Linked DNA regions of Homo sapiens: region 2 is linked to region 1. The links are chromatin loops, found by intact Hi-C in ENCODE. Cell type or tissue: tibial artery. All regions are shown on one strand. Each heading gives the region's core, and the rest is flanking DNA. Links, peaks and the distances in the headings are about the cores only.

Region 1 (9,083 bases), core at 833-8,832:
TTATTGTTTGTAGACATTACAGTAAAGAATTTTTTTAAAACCAAGCATGTAGTTTTATCTGTAGAATAGCTTCATGGTTACTTTTACACTTGAGCCAATACAGACTTCTATGAATATGTATATATATTAGGGGCCTCTGCATTAGTAGACTTGCGGGCTGGGTTACTTATAGTCAGTGTGCAAGAGTCAATTTTCACAAAGATCTATGAGGAAAAGATCATGGCAGACTTTCACTACAAAAATTTGTCTTCCAGGTCTCAAACTAGTACCTGAGTTCGAGGGGTGGAACTGCTGAAGGCACCCCTGCACAAACAGGGCCAAAGCAGGTGGTGAAGCATAATTCACTGCAGAAAGTGAAATTCTTCCCCGTCAGTATAACCAGTGTGGTTAAAAACCCAACACTGAAGCAGACTGGTTGGGTCAAAGCCTGGCACCAGTATTTCCAGTCTATATGAGCTTGGGCATTTTACTTACTATAAAAAATTAAGATTTTTTTTTAAAGGCTACAAATTCCATTACTTTCTGTGAGCTCTCTAAAACATGATTTTGCCACTTGTCACATCAAGTGGAGGAATCTGTTTCCCTATTCTTTGAATCTGGGCCAGTGATGTGACTTGCTTTATCACAGAAGTAACATTTGTGTGACATTCAATCCTAGGTCTTGAAAGATTCTGGTGCTTCTATTCTCTCTCTCTCTTTCAGAATATGGTGCCTCCACACAAAGAATTCTGGGTATCCAACCGAAAGAGGAAACCATGTGGGACAGGGATGGCCTGGCCCTTGCTGAGGTCACCAGTTAAAACAATGAGCCCCTATGAGGTCACCAGATAGATGTAGCACTGAGAGTGAACAAAGTGAGACTAGCAGAAGAACCATCCAGATGAGCCAACCTGAAATTGCTGACCTGTAGAATCATGAATGATTCTTTAATCACCTAAATTTTTTGTGATTTGCTGTGCAGAATAGCTAATTAATACACTAACACCTCTCTGAGCCTCCATTTTCTCATCTGTAAAATGAGGATAATATTATATTTGGCACATAGTAAGCTCTATGTTAAGACTTTGGTATCCATTTTCATATTATTATTTCCACTTCTCTGCAGTGCATAGCAAGGCTCTAGTGCCCAGGATTGCCCAGATCTCAGCAAGTCTGCACCAGCATCACAGGAAAGTCAAAGGACAATATTCATACACCTGACATCATTGTTTCACGGTCACTCTCACCCTGGTGTCCAAATTGAGGTGCCGTCATGTACCTCTTTAGGCTATGAACTAAACAGCAAGAATGTCAACAAGATAACTGGCTGCACATGTCCATTATCAAGGGAGGTTCCGCTGGGGTGGGATAGGGAGTCAGGCACACAGGGGTTGAGAAAAGTTGTCTTAAATTACGAGACAGAGGCAGGGGACAGTGGGACCGCTTCCTAGGAACATTGGTGTTGCAACATTGTGCCCACAGTCTGGGTGGCCTGGAAAGACACATGAGCCTTGAAAGGAACTACAAAATCAGCTTCAGTCCCAACAAATTTTTTTTAACACCACTTTATCCTCCTCTAGAGATGTATTATTGCTTCTGAAATAAATGAAAGCAGCACCCTTTTCTGTTTTCTGAGTACAAATGATTAGTTTGAATCCTCATAGTTTGAGCATAAAAGTAATTCTTTTCATGTAAATTGTATTTATGTGAAATAACTACTTCATTGTATTTTATCATAAATAAACTATAATGGACCTGGTTTTTACAGTTGCTTTGTAAAAGTACACACCAAATATATTTGAGATATTACTAACAGTGCAACAAGTTTTTAAAAAGTTCTCTAATGTCCTTATTGTCTCTAAAATTATTCTACACACAAATGTAGCTAACACTTTAAGTAGCAGAACTTCGAATATGTGAACAACAATTATAGTTTCCTTTCTTTGGATACCCTCTAGGTGCCTGGTCCTTTTGACACCTGGGGTCATTCATTGTCACAGCAACACTGTAAGGTGGGAATAAGTTTTCCTAAGTTTACATATTAGGACACCAAAGCAAAGAGAAATTAATACCACAGTCAAACATTATCTTTGCCAACCTACAACATTTGCAGATTTTTTTTTTTTGGAGAAAGTAGTAAGGATTTTTATTGTCAAAACAAGAGATCACAATAGAAGACACAAATAAATTAATTCTTATAATTTTAGACTCCAGGGCCTCTCTATGGAAAGGCCAGCTTCTTACACAGACAAGGTACTATCCAAAACAAAAAATTGGGTATTTGAGACAGTATTCAAGACAAAAACTGAACTTGTACACAGTGAGGAGAAATAAAAAAGTGGTTTCCCTATTTCCCTCCCTCAGTAAGGTTATGTATTGCATAAAGGGATGAGGCTCATTTTGGTGAAAAATGCTTTCATACAGAAAATTTTGAATTCATTCTCCTCCTCCCACAGACGTTCCAGGCCCTGACCTGAACAAGGAAATCAAAATAAGGTAACACCACTGGCTCCACATAAACCTCAAGACTATAATCTAACTGTACCTACCATCTCCTTTACTTTAAAAAAGTTTAAGTCCATTTACCTATACCAAGTCAGTAGACTGAATTTTCTCTCTTAGGAAGCTTTTAACCAAATTGCAGCTAAATTAATCTCACTTTAAAGTGCAAGAAAGGCTCTGCTAGACTAGTGTTTGTTCTGTGGCATAGAAAGAGAAGCATGCCTCCCCTGGCACTGGCCTAAGAGGCCCCACATGAAGAACTGGTTGCAGGACAGTGATCCATTAGGTCTACCAAAAAGCAGGGGGACTCAAGGTTCAGCCTAGAAACAGGGGTCCCTGCCAAGTCTGGTTTTACCTATACCCAGGTCCCAAACAAATCTTGGGTCCCCTTACTGATAAGGCTGGAGCACAGCACCAGCCATCAACAGGGCCAGAGTCGTCTCAGCCAGTCAGTGAGCACCTCTACGCCATGATTTGTCAATGCTCACATGGATAGTGGTAAGGAATCAAGAAGCCTGGGTTTTGGAACAGCACAAACATTCTTTACCTAGTAAGCAGTGATTGAAGTTCTTACCTAGGGTAAATGATGAAAAAATAGGTAATGAGGTCCCCATACACCACTGCTGAGAATATTTAGTCTAACTTTAAAGCAGTACAAAATGGCTTCTTCCACACAACAGGGGCAAGCTTTGTATCAATATTTCTCAAAAACCAATTGTATCTCCAGCTCTAGCCTCAATTTAACAGGTTTTTTACTTTATTTATTTATTTATTTAGAGACGGAGTCTCACTCTGTCGCCCAGGCTGGAGTGTAATGGCGTGATCTCGGCTCACTGCAACCTCTGCCTCTTGGGTTCAGGCAATTCTCCTGCCTCAGCCTCCCAAGTAGCTGGGACTATAGGCACCCACCACCATGCCCGGCTAATTTTTGTATTTTTAGTAGAGACAGGGTTTCATTGTGTTGGCCAGGCTGGTCTTTAACTCCTGACCTCAGGTGATCCACCTAACTTGGCCTCCCAAAGTGTTGGGATTACAGGCGTGAGCCACTGTGCCCAGCTGATTAAGTTTTTAAATATACCTTTCCTATGTCAAAGCCAAGATAAAAGGGCAGTGGAGTGCAAGAAACCTTCTTTACCAGAATCCCTGGAAAGAAAGGGCTCTAGAAGCCAGTGGGTGTGAGCACATTCAAGTCACGGGGTTTGAGATTATGTGCCCGTGGTGGCTGTTTCCTCCCTTCCGTCACTGGGAAGTCCATCTTGGGTGGCTTCAAGGCTGCTGGATCTTCAGCCATTCGGTTGGCCTGGGCACGGATCAGTTCCATTGGAGAGGGCTTCTGGGCTCCTCGGTAGGCCTGGGTGGCAAAACTTCCAGAATCATACTTCTGAAGGGATCTCAGTCCAAAGAGGCCCCACTTATCTGACAAGTTTCTGTCCTTATCCCCACTTCCAGAGTCCATGGTGCTAGGATTTGGGCCAGGTAAGGCTGTGGAAGAACCAGAAGTGAACCAGCCCCTGGGTCTCTGCTTAGGTGAAAAGTGAGAAGTGGTGCTTGGGGTGGACAGGGCTGATGCAGGTGGCCTCTCTTCTTTTGTTATCTCTCCACTCTGCAGCTTTAGTTTGTGGAGTGCTTCTGCTACTCTAAGGTACTTGGTCTTCTGAGTGGTGACACCCTTGTGGGTGTGTAGCCAGGATCTCTCAGCCCTGCCTGTTGCCCAAAATGCTGAAAGCTTTCCTGGGTCTGTTTTGTGATCACATAATTCATGACGACATGGGTAGCTTTAGCCTTCACCACTGGGAGCTTGTCCACACTGTCAATGGCCGATGACAGGGACTGGCAGGGGAGGGTAGACTGGCCTCTCCTTCCTCCACCTTGGTGAGGTGCTGATACTTGTGCTCTGAAATCACTGGCTTCCAAGGGATGCTGCCCATGTCTGATGGAGGAGGAGTCATGGGTGCAGGGTCCTTGAGGGTATCATCATAGCTGAGTGCCCGGCGGTATATCCTGAAGGGCAGGGACATCTTGCCTAGAGGCCCACTAGCCTCAAGAGCAGGCACTTCTGGTTGTCTTGAAGCCATTGAAAGGCTGAGATCCAGGTGTTTTTTCTATATAGAATCCCTGCCACCACGGTGAAATGATGTGACGACTAAGCTGACAGATGGATGTTAATGAGGAACATGGTCCAGCTGCTGCAAATTAGCAAAACTTCCCAGGAAGAGTCCATCCAGAGGTTCTGCTATCCTGCTGCCGCGGGACTGCCTGTGGCCGGGAGTCCGGCACTAAAAAGATTCCAAGGGCCTACATCCCCAAGAGGCTGTGGCGCATCTGGACCCAAGCCATGGTGAGAGTGGCAGTGACTTCAAAGGTCTCCAGGACTCACTAGGCAACACTACCCGACGTTTACAGATTTTAAATGCATCTCAATCCCACAGGAAATTTTTTTAAAACGTTAACATATTTTCATACATGTATTAAAGGGGACTTTAAAATGAGATTGCATAAATGAAAATATGTAAATACTATATGCTTCATAGAGAAATCAAATGGGAAGTAAGAAGAACTAGATATGCATTATATGCATTAATATTTTTGTGAAAATAAAGCTTGATCTAAAACCTGTATCTTTGTCATATTTTCTGCCACCACATCAACCACTGGGGGGCAGCATCAAACATTATTTTATAACTTCTCTCCTTGGTCTTCTAATAGGGGAAGCTTTAATGCCAGGCCATGTAACTTATAATCTAGTTAATACAAACACTAATAAAGGATGGAACAGGATTAGAACCCAATATTGTTTGATTCCACAATCCATGTTTGTTTTCACAGCATCTAACTGTTTCTCTATCCTTCTATTTCTCCCAGGATGTAGGAACATGCTGTCTTTTAAGATTTCTATTACCCTGAATAGCCTACAATCTCTCTGATATGACAGTAAATGTGTTTCTCCAAAACCAAGCTACAGGTAGGACTAATTTAGTTTTGCAAAGACAGATAAAAACAATAAGCACTTACTTAATTACTTCGGAATTCATCCTTAAGAATCTTTAGTTTTAAGGCATAAAATGAAACAAATAGTATAGCTTCTGCTGAATTTTTCTTAAAGGCACAGACTGAGAGGGAACTGCCAATATCAACTTCTAGAACCCCGTTCACTGACCTTTCAATAATTCCTTAGCAGAGGGAGAAGGCATATGTCCACTACTAGAAGGAATTGGCAGCCTGGAAGTTGGTCCACTGGGGAGTATATATCAATAAATGAGATGGGAGCAGCAGAGGGAGATCCCAGCACTCCATCCCAGACCAGGAAAGGCAGACAAGGAAGAGCCACTCAGAACTCTGGTTCAGCTTGGTCCTGAGAAACCTAGTGCAGGGCTTGGCCTTATGGGAAGACATATGATCGGGGAGCTTTAGTCCCTGTAAGTTGACTCACTCCACTAGACATAAATGGCCAACTCTGCTAAACATATCTACCCTGAGTACCTTCCTATGGAAGAACTTCATGCTAAGCAGTCAAGCCTTTCCAAGGGGCTTAGTGGCTAACAGGGTCCCAAGTGTCACTACTACAGTTGTTAGCTTGTCACACTTCCATTGATTCAGTTAGTAAGGAGACAATGAGCATCAATGGATTCAGGAAGTTTATTACTTGCACAGATGCCAAAGGCAAGATCAACACAGGAAGACACTGAGCCTTGAAGAGCAAGATGACTGACAGTATGGGCAATGGGTTGCCCTGCTGGGGAGGAGCAACCCTTAAACCACGGCCAAGAAATTGTACAGACTTACACAAAAGACTGTAGCTGAACCTTAAGTGGGAGCAAGGTGGGGAGAAAGGAGGGAAGTCTTACACTCAACGGAAACCAAACGGGAGATAGATAAGAGAAGGTCAGTCTCCCACAAGACAGGGATAAGAAACTGCCTCACAGTGGCTCCTCAATAGGCTTTTCTTCCTGCTGTAGGGGGTATCTCTGGGTGTTTGAATAGGAGTGACGATGGCGCTCCCTGAGGTGCGTGATTAGTTCTATGGGTAAGACAGCAAGGCCAAACTGGCTAGAATCCTTCCAGAATTTTCTGCAACTACCGGGAAGTATTCTCTCTCATTTCCTGAGATAAAAAGTTTTATTTTTTGTTCTAGAATTTTTTATTGTGGTAGAATATATCTAACATAAAATTTATGATTTTAGCCATTTTTAAGTGTATGATTCAGTGGCATTAATCACATTCACAGTGTCGTGCAATGAACACCACTATCTGTTTCAAAAACTTTTTCATAACCCCAAACAGAAATCTAAGCATTAAGCAATAACTCCCCACTCTGCCCTCCCCATAGCCCCTGGTAACATTAGTACCTTTTCTGTCTCTATGACTTTGCTTATTCTAAATAGTTCATGTAAGTAGAATCACACAACATTTGTCCTCTTGTGTCTGGCTTATTTAACTGAGCATAATGCTTTCAAAGTTCATCCATGTTGTAGTAAGTATCAGAACTTCATTCCCTTTCATGCCTGAGTGATATTCCACTGTGTGTATACACAGCATATTTTGTATATCCATTTGTCCATCGATGGACACTTGGTTTGAGACAGGGAGTTTTAAAGAAAATGTAAGCTTATAGCTCCTGGGGTCATCTTTCACACTTGGGCAAAAGACAGCTCTAGAATGAAACCACAACACAGAGGGAAGTGGAGCTGGCCGCCGAGGGGGAGGATGATCACTGTTGAAGACCTTAATCCAGTTATGCCTAAAACCAGCCCTAACTCTGACCTTTTCAGTTGCAGAGGTAGAATATTCCCTTTTTTTTCTTAAGGTAATTTAAGTTGGGCTTCTCTTCCCACAAACAAGAATCCTAATAAATCAACAACTTATCAAAGAATAGTTATGTTTTAGAAAAGCAAACTAAAAGGGAATTCATTTTATGCCTCCTAAGTGCACAGTGAAATATTTAAAACTTTCTTACTGCTAAATCCTTGTCATTATTTTAAATGTAAACTGTTCTTGTCCTAAGTAGAGAGAATCTTTTACATAAATGCTGTTGCTGTTACTGCCACTCTCTCACCTACCAAAAAAATTTAGTGACCTACAGCATCTTTTCTTCTCAAAGTGTGCACGTAATTGATTCTAGGAAAGATCAACCAGAGGCTGTCCACAGCATAATTCCTGACTTTATTTCCAAACTACTGTTGCTGTTGGACCTCTGTTTAATTTACATCTTTTTTAATACTTCCTTATTTTAAAAAGACTATTCTTCATCAATAGCTTTTATCATTTCTGTTGACTTTTTAAGCCCCACAATACTGTTGATTTTACACCAATCTTACCATATGTAAATTTCCCCAAGAACTCTAAAATTTCTGAAATATCATAGAAAAAAATTATATAACACATGTAACTGATGTTTTCTAGTCACTGATTGAATAATAAAATGGGACCGAAGAAGTTCCAGGTTAAGCTCTCTGTTCTGAATTGGCCCTCAAAATTAAGATCTTTTCACTAAATGAAGTTCAACAACCTCCTTTAATTCATTTCACAATGTATCAGCTCTCAATCTCTAAAAACACACCCTAACATTTCATGTTGTGTACAGTGAGTGCTTTCTTTCTCTCCCTCCTTTCCTTCCAGTTAAATCCTTTCATTTTTCATATAAAGTCATGCAAAATTCTAATTCTTAAAAAGAGAGACAGGAGCTGTTATAATGAAGCTTGGAGCTTCGCCTACTACCATTCTGTTACCCGCCCACATCCGCTGTGGCCCTGGGCAAAATAGACTGAAAAACCTTTGTGGTGAGGTGTGCTAATTTATAACTAAAGTTCTATTCTCCAGGCAAGAGAATAATTCTTCTTATATTTCTTTGTATGTCTTATATTCCAATCTTTTCACCATTTTTGAATCCTTTCCAAATTCATCTTGAAAGACTCTAAAAACGTTAAGGGCTTTAGTAAAGACGCAATAGGCTGCAGAAAACGGAAGAATTGCCTCTGAGCTCCTTGTTGGACTCCAGTTAATATAATCTACTTTTGCATTTTCTAAGCATTCTGACTGCCATTGCTATTTTTTAAATATATAATAGCTATATTGAGCTGGTACATGGGGTAGGCACTATACTTTTTTAAAAAGTGTTTACATCTATTATTTCTTTTAATCTTCATATCAGCCTGAGTCCTGGAGCTGTCAGCATTTACACTACATCAATGATTTTAAATCTTGGCTGCAAATTATAACTTTTCTAACTTGGGGAACTCCTGGTGCTGTCAGCATTTACACTACATCAGTGGCTTTCAACTTTGGCTGCAAATTATAACTTTTCTAACTTTGGGAACTTTTGAAAACTCCATACCAATTATAATCAGACCAATTAAATCAGAATCTCCAGGGGTAGGAACCAGGCATCTGTGTTTTAAAAAACTCCCAGATGATTTACTACATGTTGCCAAGATTGAGCATTACCACTCTAAGAGGAATTCTCATATCAGCTGCTGAGAAAATTAATTTTCTGTGTTTTCTTACCCTAATACTCTTCAAAGATAGTAAAAGTGCATGAATGTGTACTTCCCCCAACGATGCTGCCATTACTTAGAATATATTTCAAACTCCTTTTTTTTGGAATT
Region 2 (9,083 bases), core at 603-8,602, 280 kb after region 1:
TATGTAATGGGGCCTACATCTTCTCATCTCTAACTTATATCTCTTATAAATATAGAAATTGAAACTTAGTCATTTATATTTAGCTAATGTCATAATAAATTTTTTCATATTTTAAATATCAAGGCCATGTATTTACATGTTTTGAGTAGAGGAAAGTGAGGTGGGGCCATAGAAGGGCAGTAGAGAGATTCCTTCTCGATGATTTTGGGCCTGCATCCCGTTTCCAAGTCCCATGAGGTGCCTGGAATGTGGCAAGGCCTTTGACGCAGTGGCTGATGGAAAGCAATAGGGGATGGGGAATGTTGTAGAGCTGCCTCTTAAGTGAACCACACAGCAAGTCACTACAGTGGACTGTTCAAATCACTATGGCATGTTTTAGGCTGCCTGTGCCTCAATAATAACCTACACAAATTTAGCAATCCTGTTCCTAAAGAGAAAATAATCTGTGAATACACACCTTAAAGCTCCAAATTTACAGAGCAATGTCTATCATCAAAAATTAATTTTAGGTATCTTCCTTTTAATTAGCTTCAGCTAATTAGCTGCTAAACTGTACACTACAGATGCTTCAAATTTGCCCCACAACACTAAGATGAAGACATTTCATGCTATTATCTCTTTTTAAAAATCACATCATGTCAGAATCTAAATTCCTCATCTTTCATATTAATAAAATATTTCCCCAAACTTTATCATGCTTTGTGAGTCACCCCCCCTTCCTCGATATCACAAAAGAAATTGGTGGAGCTTACACAATCTCGTTATATATATATATAAAGGGCTTCTAAGGTAACCAGTTCATCTTTGCTCTCTGAAAAGATACAAGTTTAGATGATTCACTTGAAGGAGCAGCTCCAGAACACTCCCATTCCTCAGTCCCTACTGCCCAAATCAGTGACCACATCAAAGACCTTGCCATCTTCCAGGGTACTTCATGGGAACTGGGACTGGAATACAAACCAATCCCACAGAAAGGGCCCCTCTGTACTCTCCCTGCCATCTCAACCTTAGGGCTCTACCTCACCTTCTCTACTCAAAGCCTGCCTTCCTGCTCAGGGGTAATACTACATAATCCCCTCATCCTACTTCCACTCCTACCACCCAAAACTCATGAACCAGAGACGCTTCTCACGGCTCAAACCTAAGGGAACACAACACCAACCTTTTCTTTCTGGATTTCAGTGAGGAAACGAGATCTTAATTCCTTCCTGGTGAGGATTCAGCAGCAGCAACAACAAAAGAAAAAACAAGAAAGTAATAATAATGATGCTTTCACATATATAAAAACAGAACCTAGCAATACACATTGATAACATAAAACTAGTCATTTTACTTAAGATTATATTTTAATAAAGAGCCACTAGAATCAGGATCTTCTCAGCATCATTCATTAACTACTCAGGAATGGTCTGCTTCATTCATCTCACAGGCAGTCCCACATTTATTATTCAGCAAATGTTTGTCACATGCTTTCTACATGCCAGCCATAGCACTGGAAGCTGGGGATATAAAAATGTCCATGCTTGAGCATTTCCTCTGTCCAGGTGTGCCTTCACAATTATTAACTCATGTTAGTTCTCAATGAAGTGCAACAATATTATCTTCATTTTATACATGAGGAAAACATCAGAGAAATCAAGTAAACTGCTCAGTCATAGAGCTGGTAATTGGTAGAGAAGGGATTCTAACTCAGTTGGTCTGGCTTGAGAGCCATACTCTTTATCAGTACTCTAGTGAGATATATTAGGTATTTCTGTATAGCACCCATATTAGCATAATGATTGCCAGAACACCCCATCCACATCCCCCTACTGAACCCTGGGGTTTCCCATTCCAGCATCCCTTTCCCTAAGACCCACCTAACTCAGATGCATCCCGCCATCCAGGATCCTCCAACCAAAACCCTGATCTGCACTTCCCCAGGGTAGATATAGACCTTTAACACCCTAAACACTAAAAAGATTTTGGTGGGCATTCCCAGCCAATATGTACTGAAAAACACAATTTAATATTTTGAAATGATACAAGCTTAACTACACAGTAAGAAAAACCATTTCATTCAGGCCAGCCGTGGTGGCTCATGCCTGTGATCCTAGCACTTTGGGAGGTCAAGACTGGGGGATCACTTGAGCCTAGGAATTCGAGGCCAGCCTGGGCAACCTCGTCTCTACAAAAAATACAAAAATTAGCTGAGCGTGATGGTACACACCTGTAGTCCAAGCTACTCGGGAGGCTGAGGCAAGAGGATCACTTGAGCCTGGGAGGTCAAGGCTGTGGTGAGCCGTGATTGGACCCCTGCACTCCAGTCTGGGTAACAAAGTAAGACCCTGTCTCAAAAAAAAGGAAATAATTTTGTTCTAAATTTTTAGATATAAATTTATATGAAAGTTTATTGAAGCTGAATCAACATCTCTTCGTTTTCTCCCCCTTTTTTCCCTTTTGTCTTCCTGACATAAGTTTACACTTAATGTAGGTAATCCAGTCCAGCCCAGTCTGGCAAGGTATTTAGGAGGCCCACAGGGGAGGCTGCTCCATTAGACTGAAATTACTTTAAGCTCTTAAGCAGAGATTACTCTTCTCCACAAAAAGAGATGATCCTCAGTAGCAGTGATTATCTGTAATTTCTTGAAGTTCTTATGAACTCTAAAATTCTACGTGGCTCTAGCTGTTATAATCATTGTTTGCTTAGGTTTTTTGTTTTAAAGAAGGAGAAATGAAAATACCATGGCCTTAGTCTTCTGTGGAGTTTTTGGTTTATGTCTGCAAAACATTGTGCTCTGCTTGATGATAAATGTACCCATTATCTTAGTTAGAAAGATAAAGAAATATATTTTTAAAGTTACATGAATCTATTTCTTTACCTCATCAACAAAATTCCTCCTATTACCTCTCTCTCCAATACATATGCTTGAACTTTATGTTAATTAAAATTAGAAATAATTAAAAAAATTACCAAAAAGTATCAGTGTCAACTGCACAAAGGATGCTTTAGGCAGAGAGGAGCATAAGGCTCAGAAATGCTCTTCAAGGACTTATATTCTCTTGGAGGAAAGAGCTGAATAGGATAGTTAAAAGCACTTAGTAATAAATTTCCATCAACTGCAGAATACAGATAAGATATACCACTGAAATATAGAAAAATGAGAGATCTCTTGGCTGAAGTGATTAGGCAAGTTTTAAATATGATATTCAGGTTTGGACAGGACATTAAAACTGAATGGATTTTCGTAGGGAAAAAGATGAGGGGAAGATATTCAGGTAACATACCGGTGAGAGCAAAGTAGAAAAGCAGAAACTGTGGTTAAGAGTATGAATAGCAACTTAACTAGAGTGGATGATCTATGTCAGGAGAGAAGTGAGAGCTAGGACTAGAAAGATGGTTAGGGACATTCTTTGCAGAATGAGGAATTGGGACTTTAGACAGTTGACCATGGGAGCTACCAAAGGTGTTTGGGTTAGTGAAGATATGACGAAAGTGGTGTCTGGAAAGTAAACGGACAAACATGATAGCAGTATTGTCAAGATTTGTTTTCATGGCTGGGCACGGTGGCTCCTGCCTGTAATCCCAGCACTTTAGGAGGCTGAGGATGGTGGATCACAAGGTCAGGAGTTCAAGACCAGCCTGACCAACATGGTGAAACCCCATATCTACTAAAAATACAAAAATTAGCTGGGCGAGTTGTCCAGCACCTCTAATCCCAGCTACTCAGGAGGCTGAGGCAGGAGAGTGGCTTGAACCTGGGAGGCAGAGGTTTCAGTGTGCCGAGATTGTGCCACTGCACTCCAGCCTGGGCAACAGAATAAGACTCTGTCTCAAAAAAAAAAAAAAAAAAAGATTTGTTTTTATTATTGTCCCCCCACCCCAGAACCTTCATAGATATTTTTCCCCTAATTGCCATCCCCTGTAAAATATTAATAGCACAGATAAACTGTATGTCTGTTTATGGACTGTGTGTATATATCTGTACTTTTGATATACAAACATGAAAAGAGTATGATTTTTTCAGCTCCCAATAACCAGTTTTCACCCTCTTATGAGTGACATTGCCCCCACTGAGAATGTGTAGATTGCACAATGTGTAAAATTGGAGGATGTCTTAGTCCATTTGGGTTGCTATAACAGAATACCATAGACTAAGTAGGTTATAAACAACAGAAATTTATTTCTTACAGTGCTAGAGACTGGGATGTCCAAAATCAAAGTGCCAGCAAACATGGTTGCTAGTGTGGGCCTCTTCCCTGGTTCATAAATGGTACTTTCCAACCATGTCTTCAGATAGTGGAAGGGACAAACAAGCTCCCTGGGGCCTGTGAATAAGGGCACTAATCTCATGCGTGAGGCTCCACCTCCCACAAGGTCTCACTTCCTAATATCACCACTTTGGGGGTTAGGATTTTAACATAAATTTGGAGAGACACAAACATTCAGACCATAGCAGAGGGTGATATATCAACAGATGGGAGTAGGAAGTATTTTTGTATTCCACGTAAAAGCCCAAACCAGCACAGGGGATAAAGAAGACAGGGCCTAATGAAAGAAAATAAGTTAGATCAGAGCACAGTTTGGAGGTGGACTGAGCTAACAGCAGGGCAGTCAACCAGGAGAAGGGACAAGGAAGTGTTCTAAAGAGGCAGCCACCTCAGGGTAGGTGCAGGCAGCAGTTTGCACCTGGGTTTCCAGGAGAAGACTATGAGGTCCCAAGAAGGCAGACAGCACCCACTAACTGGGAATCTGAGCTGGCGACTGGGGCCTGAGAGCCATAGTCATCTTGGAGCTGTGGCAGATTCACAAGATTGCCAACTGGCAAGAGGAGAGGTTGACAACAGAAAAACCTGCTAGAAACAGAAGCAAAGCAGAAATTAAGTCCTAGGAGCCCAGGACATAGAAGAGAAGCTCTGATTTGCAGACTAATCTGGGACCCAGAGATGAGCACTCAGACCTGGCCCACAACCCAGGAGGACAACTAGTGATACTTGGTGAAGGAGGTACAGAGGTACAGAGGTGGTTAACCATGACCTTCTTTATGACAGGCTGACTTGGCCTAGTAATAGAAGTAAGGCTGAGTCTTCAAGAAATGAGATATACTGGTCACACAGAGGAATCTAGGCGGTGTTGGCAGAATGGCAGAAGAAGCTGTAAACAGCATGGGCACTTAAGAAGTCATTTCAGAACATTCAGTTCAAGATGGAAGTCTGAGCCATGGACTCAATTAAATGAGAATAATGGGAGTAAAAAACTCACTTGTAAGAGAACAGAAGGAAAGCCATTAGTGCAAGAGAGATGTCATCAAATTTTTGAGAAATGGAAAGCTGAAGAAGTGGTGACTATGAAGCCCTAACCAGAAATACACAGAAAAGAGGCTGCAGATGAAGAGAAAGGCTGTCTCCAAAAACAGACATACAGTTTATCTGTGCTCTTAAAATTTCATGAGGAGTGGCAATTAGGGAAAAAATGTCTATGAATGTTCTGGGGTGGGGGACAATAATGAAAAAAAGTCTGAAAAATACTGCTCTAACATTTGCCAGTTTACTTTCCAGATATCATTTTTGTCATGCCTCCGCTTGCCCAGGAACCTTCAGTAGCTCCCATGGTCAACCGTGTAAAGCCTCAATTCCTCATTCTATAGTTTAAAGCTCTTCCTATTTTGCCCCCAACCAAAGGGGGATGGTGAGTTCTTGCTCTATTAGTTCCCATGAGAGCTGGTTGTTTGAATAGCCTAGCAGCTCCTCCTCTCTCTCTTGTCTGTTCTTTCGTCACGTGACCTCTGCACAAGCCAACTTTCCACCTACTTCTGCCATGAGTGGAAGCAGTCTGAGGCCTTCCCCAAATACAGATGCTAGCACCATGCTTCCTGTACAATCCACAGAATCTTGAGCTAAATAAACCTCTCTTCCTTATCAATTACGCAGCCTCAGGTATTCCTTTATGACCCAAACGGACTAAGACAGCCACCCTCACATGCTGACATTTAGAGGCCCCCAGGATGATGGCTGTGCAACAAGCCTAGAGAGAAATCAATGCAATCAAAGGATGGAGGCTCCAGGAAAAAATTTTCAGGAAGAAAAAAATGTATAAGGTGCCATCAACATTCCATAATGCTTGAATATTACAAACACTTAAGAAACAATAAAGGCAGGTGTCATGAGGGTGGGAGGGACAAGTATACAAGAAGGGGAATGAAATCAGAGAGCACAGCTGGGTTAGATATTAGCCAATTTACCTAAACGTTTTTCTTCCCAGTTACAGAATCAATATACTGACAGAGCACACAAGACTTAATTGGGATCAGAGAATATAAATAGAATCAACCCTAACAATTTCAAAGCAAAATTACAGGTGACGTGTTGGAAGATGAAAAGGAAAGAGAAGAGATGAAGGACATCTCTAGTGCTCTAACCTTTCAAAATGGGGAGATCCTTTCTATAGTTGTTGGAACAAGAAATTAAAATGCAAATATATTATTTAAAGTTGCATAGGTATTGAAAAGAGGAACTGAGAACAGTCAGTAGAAGAGAAAATGAACGGTGAATGGGGTAGATGAGCTTAACCACCATCTATCATGGCAGGAATCCAATAGAAAAACCTGAAAAGAAGGAATGAAGAAATCATAGTTTATGCATATTATTTATAAGTGTGGATAGAACTACCTAGAACAAATAAAAATGGAAAATGATAAAAATGTTAAAAGAGTTTCGCACCATGGGAAATGGAATGGGAGTGGAAAATTGAGAGAATAAGGACTTTTCTTTTTCCCAGGAAGACTTCCACACTATTTAACTTTTTAAACATTTGTATTTATGACTTCAATAAAAATAATAAATTTTCTCTTTAATAAAAATAAGTCATTTGTATAATCCAAATGCAGTAATTGGTTCCAAAAATAGGATAGCAGCAGAAATGGAAAGAAGGGGTAGGTGGAAAAGACAGAATGAAGAAAGAAGTATCCAGGCTTGATCATTAATTTAACACAAAAGACAAACAAAGAGATGATATAAAAATATTCCCAAAGATTTGAATCTGAAGCCTTTTATTCAGAAGGCTCTTAGAGCCACTACTAAAAATAGAAAAATTGGGAGGGCATATCTGTCTGAGGGAAATATGATGAATGTACTTTGAGTCATTCACACATGAGAAGATAATGATAGCAATAAGTGAATTTACATTTTTAAAACATTTATTTATTTCAAATATCAAAACCTAGCTGGCAAATAGATTCTGCAGAAGGGAATCTTTTTTCTTATGTGTGCCTGTGGCTATATATCTCATTATTGCCAGGTAACAACAATGGAGAGAAATGTGCAACATTCCTAGAAAACATTTAAAAACTTTACGAAAGAGAGACATGTTCCATGCTCCATTGAAGGACTGGGAGCAGGAGAGAGGATGGGAATCAGACCAAGGAATACAGACCAGTGCTTTTGAAAACAAAACTGAATGTCCTAAAATGAAAATTTAAAGTGATTCTAAACCACCAAGCAGCAAGTGACTAACCAAGAAGAAGATTAAAATCTAGATTCACTTTTTGTCCAAGTGTTGGGGTGAGGAAGATTTTATAAGAATATCCTGTGATAACACGGGAATGGAAAACCAAACACCGCATGTTCTCACTTATAAATGGGAGCTGAACAATGAGAACACATGGACACAGGGAGGGGAACAACACTCACTGGGGCCTGTTGAGGGAGGACGGGGGATGAGGGGAGAGCATTAGGGAAAAGAGCTAATGCATGCTGGGTTTAATACCTAGGTGATGGGTTGACAGGTGCAGCAAACCACCATGGCACACATTTACCTATGTAACAAACCCGCATGTCCAGCACGTGTATCCCGGAACTTAAAATAAAATAAAAGAATACCCTGTGATGCTGAAAAAAGAAAAAAAATCAGTATAAATAGAAGTGTAGTTTGAAGGTGATGGAAGTAAACCTATGTCAACAGCACCACCCTCTGGGCACAAAATAGACTGCCCAGACTTGGGATGTACACACACATACACACACACACACACACACACATGCACGCACACACGCACACACACACACACACACACACACACACACACGAAAGGAAAAACATATCCACAGAAGTTTTTGATAACTAAAATTAGGTGTAAGTTCTAAATCAAGTAATAAACTGTTTTGCCTCATTCATATCAGCTAAATTAACTGAAGGCATATTATTTGGATGTTGTACTTCCGCCTAAGACGTAGAAAGCTGGAAAGAGCATCAATTTTACCCTAACAAAAATAAAATGGTATGTATGCTACAAAATCATGATTCTTGAAATCATCTTTGCTAAGCAGAAAAAACCTTCCTCACCCGCAAAGATGTTCATGTCTTAATTCCCAAAACTTGTGAATGTGCTATCTTACGTGGCAAAAGGGATTTTGCAGATGTGATCTTGAGGTGGGAAAATTATTCTGGATTACCCAAGTGGGCTGAATTTAATCACAAGTGTCCTCAAAAGAGAAATAGGGAGGAAGGAGAGTCCATCAGAGGAGATGTGGTGATAGAAAGCAAATGTCAGGGTTAAGCAATTGCTGGCTTTGAAGATAAAGGAAGGCCACCAGCTAAGGAATGTGCGCAGCCTCTGGAAGCTGAAATAGGCAGGAAAATAGATGGTCCTGAGAGCCCACAGAAAGGGACACGGCCCTGCCCACACCTTTACTTTAGTCCAGTGATACTAATTTTGGACTTCTGACTTCCAGAACTATAAGATAATCATTTGTGATATTTTAAGCCACTGTGTTTGTGGTAGGTATATATATTTGATATTCATATATGAAAATTTATGTATATGTATAAATGCACACACACACACACATTGCTGTAGGAAGAAAAATGGTTCCATTATTGTGAGAAACAGTTTTTATACAGTTACACATAGACTTACCATATAACCCAGCGATCCCATTCTTATTTATCCAAGAGAAATAGCATATATCCACATAAATATTGTACATGAATCTTTATAGTGATTTTATTCATGATCACTCAGAACTAGAAACAACACTGATGTCTACCACCTGATGAATGAATAAATGTACTGTGTTATATCCATAAAACAGAATATTATTCAGAA

Evidence for each region. A loop is a pair of places that touch in the nucleus more often than their neighbours do. Peaks named below come from ENCODE experiments on the same cell type or tissue, not always from the same donor. Only the 100,000 strongest peaks of a DNase experiment are listed, where the experiment ranks them.
Region 2: a loop joins it to region 1, with 10 times the contacts of the local background. A loop is called at or near these places in 64 of 110 quality-filtered maps.

The regions. Positions count from the first base shown.
Region 1 is chr4:121,365,790-121,374,872 of GRCh38, forward strand. The region is part of intron 1 of QRFPR (pyroglutamylated RFamide peptide receptor); the gene reads right to left. It also overlaps the pseudogene KIAA1191P1. Among named protein-coding and RNA genes, the nearest start is that of QRFPR, 11 kb to the right of the region's middle. In tibial artery, for the core only: a CTCF peak has its summit at 5,147 (motif pointing right); DNase peaks (open chromatin) are centred at 1,222 and 2,822.
Region 2 is chr4:121,648,429-121,657,511 of GRCh38, forward strand. LOC105377402 (a long non-coding RNA gene) reads right to left here and starts at 2,223. Exons shown (of 3, transcript XR_939167.3): 1 at 2,210-2,223; 2 at 1,163-1,208. In tibial artery, for the core only: a CTCF peak has its summit at 7,945 (motif pointing left); no DNase peak of the experiment used is centred there; H3K4me3 peaks cover 530 bases; H3K27ac peaks cover 1,791 bases.